Linked DNA regions of Homo sapiens: regions 1, 2 and 4 are each linked to region 3. A link is a contact called in ENCODE Hi-C or POLR2A ChIA-PET data. All regions are on one chromosome and are shown on one strand. The core of a region is the stretch at or near the end of the contact, and the rest is flanking DNA. Distances in the headings are between cores, read along the strand shown.

The links. Hi-C counts contacts between places; a loop is a spot of excess contacts on that map. ChIA-PET counts read pairs that join two places held with the same protein, here RNA polymerase II (POLR2A). Pooled maps may share reads with other maps.
Region 1: a pooled map shows a loop between it and region 3 (1.9-fold over the local background). The contact joins the enhancer-like site here to the promoter of PARVA in region 3. A Hi-C loop is called at or near these places in 1 of 50 pooled maps. POLR2A ChIA-PET finds 5 or more read pairs at or near these places in 3 of 52 experiments (Caco-2, H1 and activated CD8-positive, alpha-beta memory T cell).
Region 2: a pooled map shows a loop between it and region 3 (2.2-fold over the local background). The contact joins the enhancer-like site here to the promoter of PARVA in region 3. A Hi-C loop is called at or near these places in 4 of 50 pooled maps.
Region 4: a map of right cardiac atrium shows a loop between it and region 3 (2.1-fold over the local background). The contact joins the enhancer-like site here to the promoter of PARVA in region 3. A Hi-C loop is called at or near these places in 1 of 168 maps with a recorded cell type or tissue (right cardiac atrium). POLR2A ChIA-PET finds 5 or more read pairs at or near these places in 3 of 52 experiments (H1, MCF 10A and activated CD8-positive, alpha-beta memory T cell).

What each region holds. Positions count from the first base shown.
Region 1 is chr11:12,800,721-12,804,106 of GRCh38, reverse strand. All of the region lies in intron 3 of TEAD1 (TEA domain transcription factor 1), which reads right to left. Among named protein-coding and RNA genes, the nearest start is that of TEAD1-AS1, 120 kb to the left of the region's middle. Within about 2 kb of position 1,951, at least 21 of the 41 ENCODE cell types and tissues checked have a DNase peak (open chromatin) inside an H3K27ac peak, as active enhancers do.
Region 2 is chr11:12,722,862-12,726,052 of GRCh38, reverse strand. All of the region lies in intron 2 of TEAD1 (TEA domain transcription factor 1), which reads right to left. Among named protein-coding and RNA genes, the nearest start is that of TEAD1, 50 kb to the right of the region's middle. RefSeq lists a silencer at 97-391. Within about 2 kb of position 1,537, at least 22 of the 41 ENCODE cell types and tissues checked have a DNase peak (open chromatin) inside an H3K27ac peak, as active enhancers do.
Region 3 is chr11:12,376,197-12,379,697 of GRCh38, reverse strand. It overlaps PARVA (parvin alpha), which reads right to left and starts at 2,127. Exons shown (of 13, transcript NM_018222.5): 1 at 1,915-2,127. The coding sequence starts at 2,050.
Region 4 is chr11:12,826,631-12,830,264 of GRCh38, reverse strand. The region is part of intron 3 of TEAD1 (TEA domain transcription factor 1); the gene reads right to left. It overlaps LOC107984313 (a long non-coding RNA gene), which reads left to right. Exons shown (of 2, transcript XR_001748136.3): 1 at 1-2,458; 2 at 3,602-3,634. Among named protein-coding and RNA genes, the nearest start is that of TEAD1-AS1, 94 kb to the left of the region's middle. RefSeq lists an enhancer at 1,306-1,944. Within about 2 kb of position 2,029, at least 22 of the 41 ENCODE cell types and tissues checked have a DNase peak (open chromatin) inside an H3K27ac peak, as active enhancers do.

The sequences.
Region 1 (3,386 bases), core at 702-3,201, 420 kb before region 3:
ATAAGCTCTGGCACACGTGCCTCAAAATTAAATTCTACTATTTTATCACTGGACCTAAGCTTCATGATTTCCTGAGACATACTTAGGCATCTAATTACACATGTACACCACCAAATTCTAACTAACCTCCTTAGCAAAAGTCTCCCAGAGCCCTGCAATCTGTGATACGTACCGCCTAACTCCACCACCAAATCCACAACGCTGCTTCAGGACAAGTGTTGGCGTCCTATAAACCAACAGGTCTAGATTAGAATTCCACAACCTTGGGCAGGCAACGACTCCTTGGAACCCCAGTTTCCCATCTTTAAAATACTTAATAGGGCCTCGTTAGCAGGTTTGCTGTGAAGGATACAGGAGACCTCATTTTGTGAAAGTCTGGCTCAGCAACTGAAATGTGGTAGGCATTCAGGAAATGCAGTCTTCTTTCCCATCTGCCTCCTGTCTTCCCATTGCAGATGTGAGATAAAAAGCTCCTAAGCGTCCCAGCACGGAGAGCCACACAGCTGGCGCCATGAGCCACACAGCAGGCACAGAGGGCCACACAGCTGGCATGGAGGGCCACACAGACTGCACTCAGTCCATGAAAGCTATGAAAATTATCTTCATTGCATGGCTTATAAAAAAGCTACAGTTTCCTTTCCTATTTTACCAACAAGCCACCTGAAGTTGCCTTCTTCCCACAAACAATGAACTTAAACCAAGAAAGAGAAGCCTTTCCTCATTATGCCTAAAAACAAAGCTGCTCTGACTAATTCACATTCAGACTCATAATCCTTCATCCAAGGGCCTTTGCAAATGCCAAGACCCTCAGGGAAGCAAAATTTCCTCGAATGTACAGGGGCTGAGAACACTCGGGGTTTCAAGATGACTAATCATGGAAATGTACTATAAACAGGGAATATTAAAGAGCTTAGAAAGCCTCTCGGGGAAAGGGGGGAAAAATCCTCACAATTCAGGGCTTGGTGGAGAGAACAGCAGTTTTATGGCAAAACAAAAAAAAAAAATACAGGTGAAAATGTTAGGCAGGCGCAACTTCTGTTTTCCCAGAATCCAGGGCCCGGGTTGGGCTGGGTAGAGAGAAGTCTCCTCGGCTTCTTGCTACCATGGTGTTTTTTTCTATCTTGACAATTCACTTCCCCAACAGGCATGCCGCCAACTCAAATGAGACTCAGAGCAGTGAAAAGCCCTTCAGGTAAACAGTGTGATAAGCTAAACTGAAAAACTAGACAATGTTTTTGGACTATGAGGGTGTTGCTATGGAGACAGTTGCTAATTAACTGCTTTCAACCAGGAGAACAAAGGGCTCGGGGCAAGCAGGCCTCGGTATCTCCGAGTGAGCAATGCTTCCAGCCTTGCGCAATCGGCACATCGCTCATATCTGGAATACCTGAGACCCGGTCGGGTCGGCCACATGCCTGAAGAAATGACAAAAGTGTGTTTTCTTCATCTTGACCTGGATTCATAACACCTGGCCACCAGAACCTCTCAGGGAAGGAAGCAAGTGGCACAGGGAATGCAGATTCACAGGAAGCAAGGCCCCTCCACCACCAGTCAGGCACTTTCCTAAATAGTGTTTTGTCAAACACTATCTGTGAAGGGTCGGGCGGCGGTGAGATGGGGGGAACATGTAATTGTTTTAAACTATATATTTTACTTTATGGGCTTTAAGTTCAAAGGGCAGAGATAAATCTCCCCTTCTTCAGGATTCAACTTCCTCGGGTTAAAAAAAAAGTGACTGGATTTTTCTCAAAAAGAAATAATAAAACCCATCATTATTCCATATTTCGAAGTCCCACACACATTGTGGTCACTCAAAAAGTAATAACAAAAAAGTTAATTGTAATCTGACTTATCACATGAATTTTTCTCCTCCAACCTCATCCCAGGCTGACTTGGCTGGTTCAGATGTGGTCTCATCTTAGAGGCTAAGTAGGTGCCCTGAGGCTGAAATGCTCTGTTCTGAATGGGTAACCTTTGAGCTATATCTAGTTCAAACCAAAGATCTATATTCCCTTCACAAATACTTAAACTCAAGTGTGAAATGTGAACAGGGCTTGGCATAACCACCTCAAGTGACTCAAAAATCTAGTGAGGGCTCTGTCTCATTCCACAGTGACCTGAAGGTGCCCATTTCAGCCCTCAGTCTAATTATATTAAACATATCTACATTAAGCCAAACTCAACCAAGCTATTGTGTGATACATTCTGCCTCCCCACAACAAAATCAAGTGATTTCCTTTTTTTACACTCTTAAGAATCACCAATCAATACAGCCTGTGGGCAACCCACCTTCATCATCTGAGGCATCATCTGGATTAAGCATGTTATGATTCTGAATGAAATACAACCATACAATTCTTGGTTTGACTCTGTGGCGACAATGCACATAAACATCTTCAGGAAAGTCCAACCATCTTCTGGCATCACTGAAAATCCACCTAAGAGCATGGGCTTTGGAAGCAGACACGCTCAGGTTCAAACCAAGGCTCCAACTTAGTATTGCACTATCTGTGAAAACCCCTTTGAGCTTCAGTTTGTGCATCTGCAAAATAGGTCACTAATATCTATTTCACAGAGTTACTGACATTATTCAGTGAATTAAAGTGTTCCCTACAGCCCTTAGCCTATAGTAAGTACTCAACAGACCACAGCAATTAATTAAAGCCTCCATTAATTTACTACTTTTCTTTAAGATGAGGTAAAACTGCTGTTAGCTCTAGTTTCTACATCTGCAGCCAAGCTCATGAAGAGAGAAAAGGGGATTTTTAGTCTGAGCTGTGGCCCCGTCCACCCCAACCTAGCACCCTCCTCTGTCCACAATAGCCCATCAAGACCAATCACCATGTATAACTGGAGAAGCTTTTATTGCGGTGAAAATTGCAGAATTGGGGCTAATTTTCAAATCCAGCCCCAATTTCTAGGCTACACTTACTCTTTTCTTGTGAAACCAAGGAGTTAAATTCTTGCTTTGCAGATGGCAGCTTTTTAATAAGGCTTTCAGCCCAAGCCCCTCCCTGCCTGGGTTAAATTTCATCAGCCATTGCCCAGGGACATCTCACTCTTCTCGTTTCAATCTCTCCTTCCTCTGCTCCTTCCAGGCTGTGCTTCCAGCAATCCCCATCCATCCATGCATTCAACAGAATTTTTAAACCACCAATTCTGTGCCAGGCATGGTGCTGACACTGAGAACACAAAGATGCAACCAACCCCATTCACAAGGGGTACTTAGGCTAGTGCCTAAGATAAAGACAGCTATATAGGACTCTTAGAAATCTATGAGACTAGCCTTGTGCTAGGAAAAAGACATGGTGCTTGGGGGCAGAGAAGGGAGGAAAGGAAGATGAGAGGCCCCACCACAGTATTCCCAGATTGAAGAAAATTCCCAC
Region 2 (3,191 bases), core at 288-2,787, 350 kb before region 3:
AGCCTAAGCCTTATCTCCCAGCCCAAAACTGGCTCAATAAATATTTGTTGGACGCGTGGAAGGATGGTTGGGTAAATGAATGGAATTCTTCCCAACACAAAATCTCTCACTCTAGGCCATAGTTTCCTCATTTGTAAAATCTCCATGGTTCCTTCTGGCTCTGAAATTCAATAAAACCATGCACAGTGATTTGTGTTGCTTACACCCGGGTGACAGGACTGACTGGGACATATGCACTTAGCCTTCCTGTACAACCAGCTCGACCAGGCATCTGACACAGGAAGGAAAACTTCTTAGACCACAATCTTCAGGGTTTCTTTCTCAGACCACTGCAAACATTTTGCTTTTAAGTCTCCAGAAAGCATCCTGTGAATTTCCTGTTATTCTACTGAACTACAGAAATCTGTATATTCACTCACATATTTTTTAATTTTTTTTTTAACTGATACGTAATACTTTACGTATTTATGAGGTGCATGTGATATTTTGTTACATGCATGGAATATGTAATGATCAAGTCAGGGAATTTAAGGTATCCATCACACTGAGCATTTATCATTATTATGTGTTGGGAACAATTCAAGTCCTTTCTTTTAGTTACTTTGAAATACACAATACGTTGTTGTTAACCATAGTCACTCTAGTCCGCTGTCAAACTCTCACATGACTCTTGAAGAGAATTTATATATTTCTTATGCAGAAAAAGTTTCATTTTGTCCTTAATGAATGAATGTTATAAAGAAATTGTAAGGTCAGGTTTTAGACTCTAAAGTCCAAGGTTTTGTCCCCACTACCTTTCCACCGGCTAGCTGCTTGATCATGGACATTCCATTTAACCTCTGTGCACCTCGATTTCCTCATCCATAAAGTGGGGTAACAATATATCCAATTCAGAGTTGTTTTAATGCCAGAAAGCCTTACACACTGTAAAGGGCCAAACCAACTTTAGTTACTGTGTAAACTATTTCTTCTGAGGCATATCAACAGAGTGACAACACAGCCACCACCAAGCCCAGGCCTGGGGAACTCAAGCAAAGGCCAGAGGAATCCCATGTGTACTCCCAGGCTAAAATCAACCAGGCCCCAGAATCCACAGCCTCATAAAGCAAAGCCCCAGGGCACTGCCCAGGATCAAGGTTAGGGAGCAGCCCCGGAAGCACAGGCCTCGCCAGGTGAACCAGGCACCTGGCCTGGCAGGTGGGGAAGGCTGCCTACTGGAGCACAAAAGACCAGTACAAAGGAGCCAGCCTTCCAAGGAAAGGAGGGGCGAGGAGGAGAGGGCAGGGAGAGGATGGGAATTCCCATCCCAGAGTAGGGCCCCCACTGAGCAGGAGGTTCTGCCCTCAAGACAGGCCAGGGAGCCGGAGAAACAGCCTCACTGGCCTGTTCTTTCCCCTGCAGTGTTTCAAAGGCACCTGAACTTTCCCAAAGGGGTTCTGTCCATTTCAAACAGGAACTAGGCTTGCGTGTGCACGCGCATTTTATGATTTCAGAAGAAAGCACTCGCATTCAGAGGATGAGTCATCAGCACTCCTTGTCAATTTGCCAGCGGCCTGCCCCTCTTCATTACAAACATAAAGATAAAAGCTCTTGCACTACATTAGCTGGCATACGCCTCCACAGACAGTACAAATAAATTAATTGTGCCTCATCTCAAACAGCCCGAGAGGTGTGCGGGAAGGGAAAATGTGATCCATCTTGTTTCATTAACAAATTAAATTGAAATCGAGCCTCGATCATTCTACTTTATGTACATAGACCCAGTTATTCTGCCAATATCGGATTCTCCTACTATGCGCATAGTGGGGCAGCATTACGGAGAGCCCACGAGCTCAATAAACTACGTGCACACCCAAGAGAGTGTGTGTCTTTCTCAGTGTTTGTTGCGGAGGGGACAGTGTGGCCTCAGGGGCCACTGGAAGGCTAGACTTGGGCTTGGCATCACCATGAAGGAGCCTGGGGAATAAGAATCATCTATCAAATGCTGAGCACCACTGCAAAGGGGAATGTGTTTCAATCATTTACCCCAGGCAAATAAACAAACCAGTTCAGTGGCCATGGTATGTATAGGAGAGTAAAAGAGTTTGTCATCAAGCGAACTCTGTCATACTGAGGATGGCGAGCATTCCAGAAAGAACAAACTTATTCAAGACCAACTTGAAAAACAAGTTGGGCTCCCTTGCACCACAAGCCAAGATTACACCCTCAAACACACCTTTCTAAGATTTCGTGGGAGACGTTTGCTTTTGCAAAGCAGTTACAGGCAATGTGTTACAATACTGTGATTTTCTTTATCCTCACTCTGTACTACATAATTTAGGCAACCTACATTTTATAAGTTGAAGGAGCATGACTAAAAGCTGATCCTTTTATGTTTTATCTCCAAAAAGACAACAACAGGGCTTACAGGGGAGGAGGGAAACAGGAAATGGGGGGATGGTAGAGGGAAAGAACAAAGGAGAATCTAAGGAGAAGAGGAAAAGCCCCGCTACTCTCCAAATACCGCCCTATTAACTTATGACCTATAAGGAAGTTAAAATCACGAACAGTTAATCCAACCACAAAATATGTCCAAAGTATTTATTTTACAGATGAATTCTGGGTTTGGTTTTTGTTAGTTTGGTTTGTTTTTTCGCTGTAAAATTCAAGAGTCTGAAAAGCTCTACACAGAAAATCTGACCTCAACCACAGCTAGGTCCTGACTGTAAGAAAACAAAAATACTAAGTAAAATCTCAAAACATAGTAAGTAAAGCCATACTCAACCTTGTCATAATCCAAGAAATATCAATTAAACGATGTGCACCATTGAGCCAAACTTTTGTAAAAATTATACTATCTAGTGCAAGCCAAGATGCTGAAATTGGTACCTTCACGCACTGCTGGTGGCATCATAAACTGGTACAACCCTTTTGGAAAGCAATTTAGCAATATCCATTGAGAGCCAAAAAAATAATTGTGCCCTTTAACCCAGAAATCCTGCTCCTGGGAATTCACCCTAAGGAAAAAATCCACAATAAGCACAAGGCCATATCCCAAAGTATTACTTATAATAGCACAGAACTACAGAAAAAAAAAAATCTAGATGTCCAACAGTAGATGAATGGTTAAGTAAATTCAGCCTGTGGGATGATAGATTGTAAGATCATTAAAAATCATCTTGAAGACTACATAACCATTTGGAAAGCATTTA
Region 3 (3,501 bases), core at 878-3,377:
ATCCTCAGCGCTGAAGATGTTTTTATACTTTAAGATGACTTACAAACATGAAAATTTCACACAGCATCACAGCTTTCAAAAGGTTATTTCTAATTCATGGAGCAATCTATTAAAAACATTTTTTAGGGGGGAAGAGAAGTTGATTAATGGTTACAAATATACCATTTGATATAAGAAGACCTAGTGTTAGATTGGTAAACTAACTATATTTTACAATAACCTCTTGTATATTTCAAAATATCTAGAATTCCAGTGGTCTAGCATAGAGAAAAGACAAATCTTTAACGTGATGGATATCCCAAGTACAGTGATTTTGTCCGAGGCATGTGAACCAGAGCAACTCCATCTTGAATGGGGCCAGGTAAAACAAGGCTGAGTGAGACCTACTGGGCTGCATTCCCAGAAGGTTAAGGCATTCTAACTTACAGGATGAGATAGGATGTGGGCACAAGATACAGGTCATAAAGACCTTGCTGATAAAACAGGTCGCAGTAAAGAAGTCGGCTAAAACCCACCAAAACCAAAATGGCGACAAGAGTGACCTCTGGTCGTCCTCACTGATACACTCCCAGCAGCGCCAGGACAGTTTACACATGCCACGGCAACGTCCGGAAGTTACCCTATATGGTCTAAAAAGAGGAGACATGAATAATCCACCCCTTGTTTAGCATACCATCAAGAAATAACCATAAAAATGGGCAACCAGCAGCCCCAGGCTGCTCTGTCTATGGAGTGGCCATTCTTTTATTCCTCTACTTTCTTAATAAACTTGCTTTCACTTTACTGTGTGGACTCACCCTGAATTCTTTCTTGCGTGAGATCCAAGAACCCTCTCTTGGGGTCTGGACTGGGACCCCTTTCCTGTGCAATTTGATCTTTACAAATTATATGAATGTATTACATTATCACATGTGCCCCAGAACTATGTACATCATGCATCAACTAAAAAATGTTTAAAACAAAAATGTTTAACTCAGCAACTTCTATCTACACACCAGTCACCACAGTGCTTCTTGAGAACTGCCACCTCGTTTTCAAACCAAAAACCAGGACGCAAAATCTGTGCATGGGAAAAAAAAATATTTTACATGCAAACTACCCTGAAAAAAAAAAAAAAAAAAAAGAATAAGGTCGCCTCAATTCACTCTGGTGGGGAAAAAACAAAGGTTTTTACGAAAGCCCTGAATGCCTGAGTTCACAGCAGGCCCATGACGAAGTTTGTGTCTCACGCAGGTTTTCTCCTTTGGTGGGAGTTTATTGTGTATTACACCGAGGGCACGCTAGGTTTGCCAGTTTTTCGCTCATTCATTCAACAAACACTCGATGTCCACCTACTCCATTAACAGAGCCCTTCTCAGCCCTCGGGATGGACAAAAGATCCCGAAGAGGCCAAAGCCACGACGCCGCTGCCAGAGGACGTCAGCAGGTCCAGGAAACGACCTGATTTTAAGGACCAATGAAGGCAACGAGTAAGAGCGACGGCGCCCAGGAAAGCTGCAGCGGAAACTTGGGAAATGCCAGCCTTCGGGCGCAGAGGGCGGGGCAGGGCCTACTGGATCGCACTGTCTGCGGGCTGGGGCCCCGCCTGGGCTCCGGTCCCGCCGCCTCCGGCCGCCAAGCGGCGCCCGCCCACGGCCCGGCGGGGGCGTTGGCCTGGTCCCCGGCCCAGGAGGGCAGCGCCCGGGCGACCGCGAGCGGGCGGGGTGGCCTCGATGGCCCGCGAGCCCCGGGCTCAGTGTGGGGTGCGCGTCGCTCCTGCCCGACGTACCCGGGAAGCGCGCGCACGCATCGCCGCGCGCCCCACCGCGCCGGGCACCCGCGGCGCGCTCCCGCCCGGTCCCAGTGCCCCGGCCCCTCGGCCCCTACGGCACCCCCGGCTCCTACCGCCCGCCCGGCCGGCCTGGCCGCACTCACCCTCCTTGGCTTTCTTCCTCCGGGCCAGGGTCCCTCCGAGTTTCCCCAAGAAGGAATCATCTTTCTTGCGGGACGGGGGCGACTTGGGAGTGGGAGACTTGGGGACAGAAGGCGACTTCTGCGGGGAGGTGGCCATGGCGCGGCGCAGGCTGCCGCGGGCCGGTCGGGACGCGGAGCTGGCGCTGGGCGGACGCAGCGGGCGGCGGCGGGACTGAGGCTGCGGCTTTCCAAACGGAAGCGGAATTATTCCAAGCATTTGAGGCAGCTCACGCTCGCCTTTCCCTTCCCTCGCTCCCTCCCTCGCTCCCTCCCTCGCGCCGCCCTCTGCCCTGGAAGGAGCTGCGCTCCCGGGGCCGCGCCTTGCGCCCCTGGGTTGCCCCAAGCAGGGAGGATGCCCCAAAACTGCCCCTTGCAGGACAGGAGGACGTGTGTGCCCAGGTTGGGAGCGGTCGAGCCGGAAAGCTTCATTTACCCAGGCTCTGTCCCCACCACACAGCCTGGCGCAAAACACATCTGAGAACCAACCCAACCCTGCTACTCTCCCGGGGTCTTCCAGCCGGCGGCTGGTGAGCTCGCTCTGCCCCAGCACTACTGCCTGTGGGGTTATCAGGCCCACGTCTTGCGCCCACAAGACTGCAGCTCCTGGAAGAAATTATTGCAGTGAACCAAAATGTGTCCAGGCCCCACCAAAGTGGGCAGAACCAATCACTCCTGAACCTATCCATGACCGTCAACCTCCTCGTCTCTACTCCCATCCAAGACTGAGAAGCTTGGAGTGCACAAGGGTAAAGCCGAGGCTTCTTATTCTTGTAAGACATCCGTGTTTCCAGCAGCTTATACAAAGGAAGATCCCACGTGGTGGTGGAAACATGAATGGGAAAAGCACAACCATGAGCTCCTACAGGACTTCCCGCAAAATTTATCCTGCCTAAATAAAAGCAAGAGAGTGACAACCAGACTCATTTGAGATAACAGGGGAGTCATACAAAGCACAGTGTTTGAAGGACTCATACTGGAAATGATTAAAAGGCACGTGTTATTGAGCTTACCCATCTCAAGTTCTCACTCTGGCTCTTTGTCCTTCTGTCTGTCTCTCACACACAGACTCACAGCACCTTGGCAACTGTGTTTCCTCCTTGTGGCCCCTTCTAGGCCACAGCTGATTGAACCTGGGTGAACACCTAATCCAAAGGGCGCTACTGCTTTACTGAAGAGCAGACGATCAGCTGGCCCCAGTTAAGACTGCACTAAGCTGGAGAGACTGTTGTCAGAAGTTGTGCTCGTGACTGATGATCATTCGCAATCAAAACTAGGGTGGCTGTTTCTAGCCACGTGCATGCTGAGGAGTAGGGAAACCAAAGAATGGAGCAAAGAAGTGTGCTCAAGAAGCCACGTGGTCTGAGTAATGGAAACCGTGGGGAGTAGCTGCTTGGACCTTGAATCTTTTCCCAGACCCCACTTGCACTTCCTGCCAGGGCCAGCTGTGCTTCTTCCCAGGAGATGTTACTCAGCCTTTTATTAACCCATCCACAGTTCCTTAAACTAAATAAAGTGACAAGCAACAGTTTCTGAGTAGAACTAAAATTT
Region 4 (3,634 bases), core at 780-3,279, 450 kb before region 3:
CAGGTATCCTCTGACCTCACCTGCCAGGTGAGGCATGGTCTTGCCCACTCCCCAAGATGCTGTCTTCCTTTGTTTATTTGGTCTTTGAAACCTCAATCACCTCATGGCTCTCTGAATTCTCTCCTCTTAGCAAGGCTAAGCTCCTCTATTTCCCAATGGCTCGGGGGCTTTCCCACAGCCCCAGGGGTCCTTTGTCTGATGCCCTTCTGGCCTCTGTGTCCATGCACCTGTTCTCCCTCTATCTCTCCACTCCCAAGGCCCAGCTCAGGAAAATCACCTCATCAAACCTCTCTGACCTTCTCAGAAATGTCCCTGCCCTGCTCTATGGACAGCTATGAACTCCTACCCTACCCAACCCATACATGTAAATGTCTTGTGCTGGGTGTTATGGAGAAATAAAGATGGCCTCAACAGCCCCTTGATGCCAACACCCAGGTATTCCTGTCTCAAGAATTATACAAGAGTAAAGCACCAGATACAGTCTTCAGGATACAGCAACTGCTCAATTGCTCAATCTTATAAACACCTGACTGAGTTCACTGGGCCTACTCTCTACAACTGGACAGTAAAAGGCTAGCAGAAGCACACACCATGTATTCCTGCTTCTCCACCTTTCATGCTAACAGTGGAGAGCTCAATAAATACATGGATAAAGGAAGAAAAATGTTTAGCCAGAGGATCAGTATGAGCATTATCAATGTTCCAAGTCAGCAAGAATAAAAAACAAATTCAAGGTCCTTTCCTTCAGTTTGGATTTTACTTCTAAAGGCAAACATTAGGGTAAGCAATGTTTTCTGCATTAGTCTCAGTTGACACTAACTGGTCAGGAGAAACCAGTTGCTCCGAGGCATACTTCAGGGTCCTGGGTGAGCATGGGATATGTCAAGGCCACCTGGGTTGGGAGAGTTTAAGGGATGCTTACACAGAGGGAGGGAGACGTTTGGTAGGCAAGGTCATTTGTTCATTCATTCTCTCACGTATGTTTTGAACAATTGCCTTGGGCCAGCCACCACGGAAAGCTCTGAGAATTCAATGGTATGGTAAATATGAGTCTCTGTCATGCACCTTCTTTAGGGTCTACTGGGTCAAAATCCGCTGGATAAAAATCCTGCCTGCTGCACTTCCGTCTTGGGGAGTTTCTCTGGATCAGAGCCTCTGCTTCCACCACCACTACCTCAATCAGCAATAACAAACCGATGGCTCTTAAGGGCGAGGGGGCTAAAACCACAGAAAAGGAGATGGAAAGAGGAAGCAGGAAATTTTCTTTCCGATATTTAAAAATCCTCACAAAACAGTGAATCTATGCTTCATAAACATTATCATCTGCAGAAATATACACAACAGAATTTAACTAATTTATTTAAACTCCAACTTGTCCCCAAAACAGGCAGGTTTCAAGAAATACGGGGTAAAAAAAAAAAAAATTCAGGACAAAAGAGTCAGGAGTAAGGCTATACAGAAAAAAAAAAAAATGCAAATCAATAAGAAACAAGGACTCCATGCTGACGCCAGTTAAGGAAAAGTGAGTTAGGAAACCATTCGCTTAGATTTTTTGGTTAATAGGTACCATTTAAAAAAAAAAAAAATCACTCAGTTAAAAAAAAAAAAAACCCACACTCCCAAGGGCTATGCATATTGCCTGACTTCAGTTTTGTGAAAACAAAAGCTGTATCTTTAAGAAATTCAACTCAAACATCAGCTTTTGAAACCAAGGTTCAGCAAACAAGAGCCAATAAAAATGCTGTAACTTGAAACCAACCCACACAGCACAAAAAGAAAGGAGAGAGGTCTGCCCGGGTCGCCCTCAACACACCCTTCTAACTTGGTTCTAGAACAGCAGTGCCCAGTTTGCAAGACAAGAAGCTAATTGACTCGAATGTCTGCTGCATAAGCTATAAAATAAGTACATAAAGAACAATATGAACATACAGCGCCATCAGTTACATAAAAAGGCCTGACTGTCCGACGCCACACTGTGCACCGAACAAGCACAGCAATTGTTTCAGCGGGCTGCACGGAGGAAGAATGAATAATTAGCGTCCTTGTGAATCAAGTCTCCACCAGGAAGAGAGCTCCATCCTGCAGCAGTGGCACGGCAGCACCCTCAGCCCGCCAGAGTCAAGCTGGGGTTTTTAAACGTCTTTATTGACAATCAGGATGCAGGCAAACATATTCTTCAGCCAAGTAAACCGACAACTAGCTCCACTGTGGTCACTGCTCATTGGCTGGAACACCCGCTTCTTGTCTAAAGTCTCACCAACTGCTACTTTCCATTACCAGGAAATGTCATTTTCCCTCACTTGTTTATTTTTGCATTGGCTAGGAATACAACAACTTCTGCTAAAGGTGGAGGGGCTGTGACAAAAGCATCCATTTGAGCTGTCCTGGCACAACAGGCACAACACAAGAAGTCCCTAAACGTTTCTTTCCAGAGAGTATGAGTAGAGGGAAGCAAGGAGTAAGTATCTTTGATTCTAGGATTTTTCTCCTTCTCCCATATCACCAGTGTCAAAAGATGTCTCACTTCCTCCTGCAAATGTGATAATAGGAGAGCAGGATGTGTGGACTGTCACTAGGACAAAAACCCACTGAAAAACCACTGGAAGTGTCTGATGCGTTTGACAGTCTGCAAAACAGGCAACATAAAGCAAAGGAATGACCATAGGACCTAGAATCAGTAGATGGGATTCAAATGTCTGCTGTCTCTCAAGAGCTGTATCATTTTTAGCAAGTCATTAACTTATCTGGGTCTTACTTTTCCTACTTGTAAAATAGGGATACTAAGTGTTCTCATCCACACCAACACACCCACCCCAAGCCTAGGGTTGTTGACAGAATGAAATGAGATTATACACAGGAACTTCCTTTGATATGAATATGATTCTATAACTTCATCTATTTGAAAACTCAGAAAATGCTGGGCACAATCCCAGTATCTCATGAATATTTACTATTTGCTTAGCACTGAGAAAGCCCCTAGGAGATGCAGAGAATTAAAAGGTACAGTTCCTGACTATGAAGAACTCATGGACTAGTAAAGTCAGGATATGTAAGTTCAGGGCTAACAAAAACTCAGGCATAGTCCACTGCTGATAATTACTCTCAATGCTTTTCCCTCATCTCACTTAATTCTTCACTACTCAGGAAAATCCACTGAGTTCTATCCAGAAGGCTTACAGCCCTAAAAACAATAACAACAGAATTGATAAGTGGCATCTCTCCAGCACCCAGAGGTATTCTTGGAGACAGAGAGTTGAGAGGAATTCCCTATTGCCCTTGAGTTACTCTATGAATTCAAACCATGGGAGTACAAGAGCCCCAAAGGAAATCATGTCTGAAGTGACAAGAAGAATTTGCTGCCAATCTTTCAATTAAAACTTTTTTAAGATAAGACTCTACATGCAATGCCTAGGAAAACCTAGTTCAGGAACCTCTAGAGTCTGAGCCCTAAGCTCACAGGTCTGAAATCCAAACTGTAATATTACTTAATAATGGGTTCCTATATGCTAGGTACAAAGCACTAAACATTTACACACATTTTTTCATTTGATGCTCAAAGCAACACTAAGAGAAAAGGAATTTTCTTATCTCTATTTTGCAGATGAAGTGAAGGATTTGATGGAGTTAAGTAACT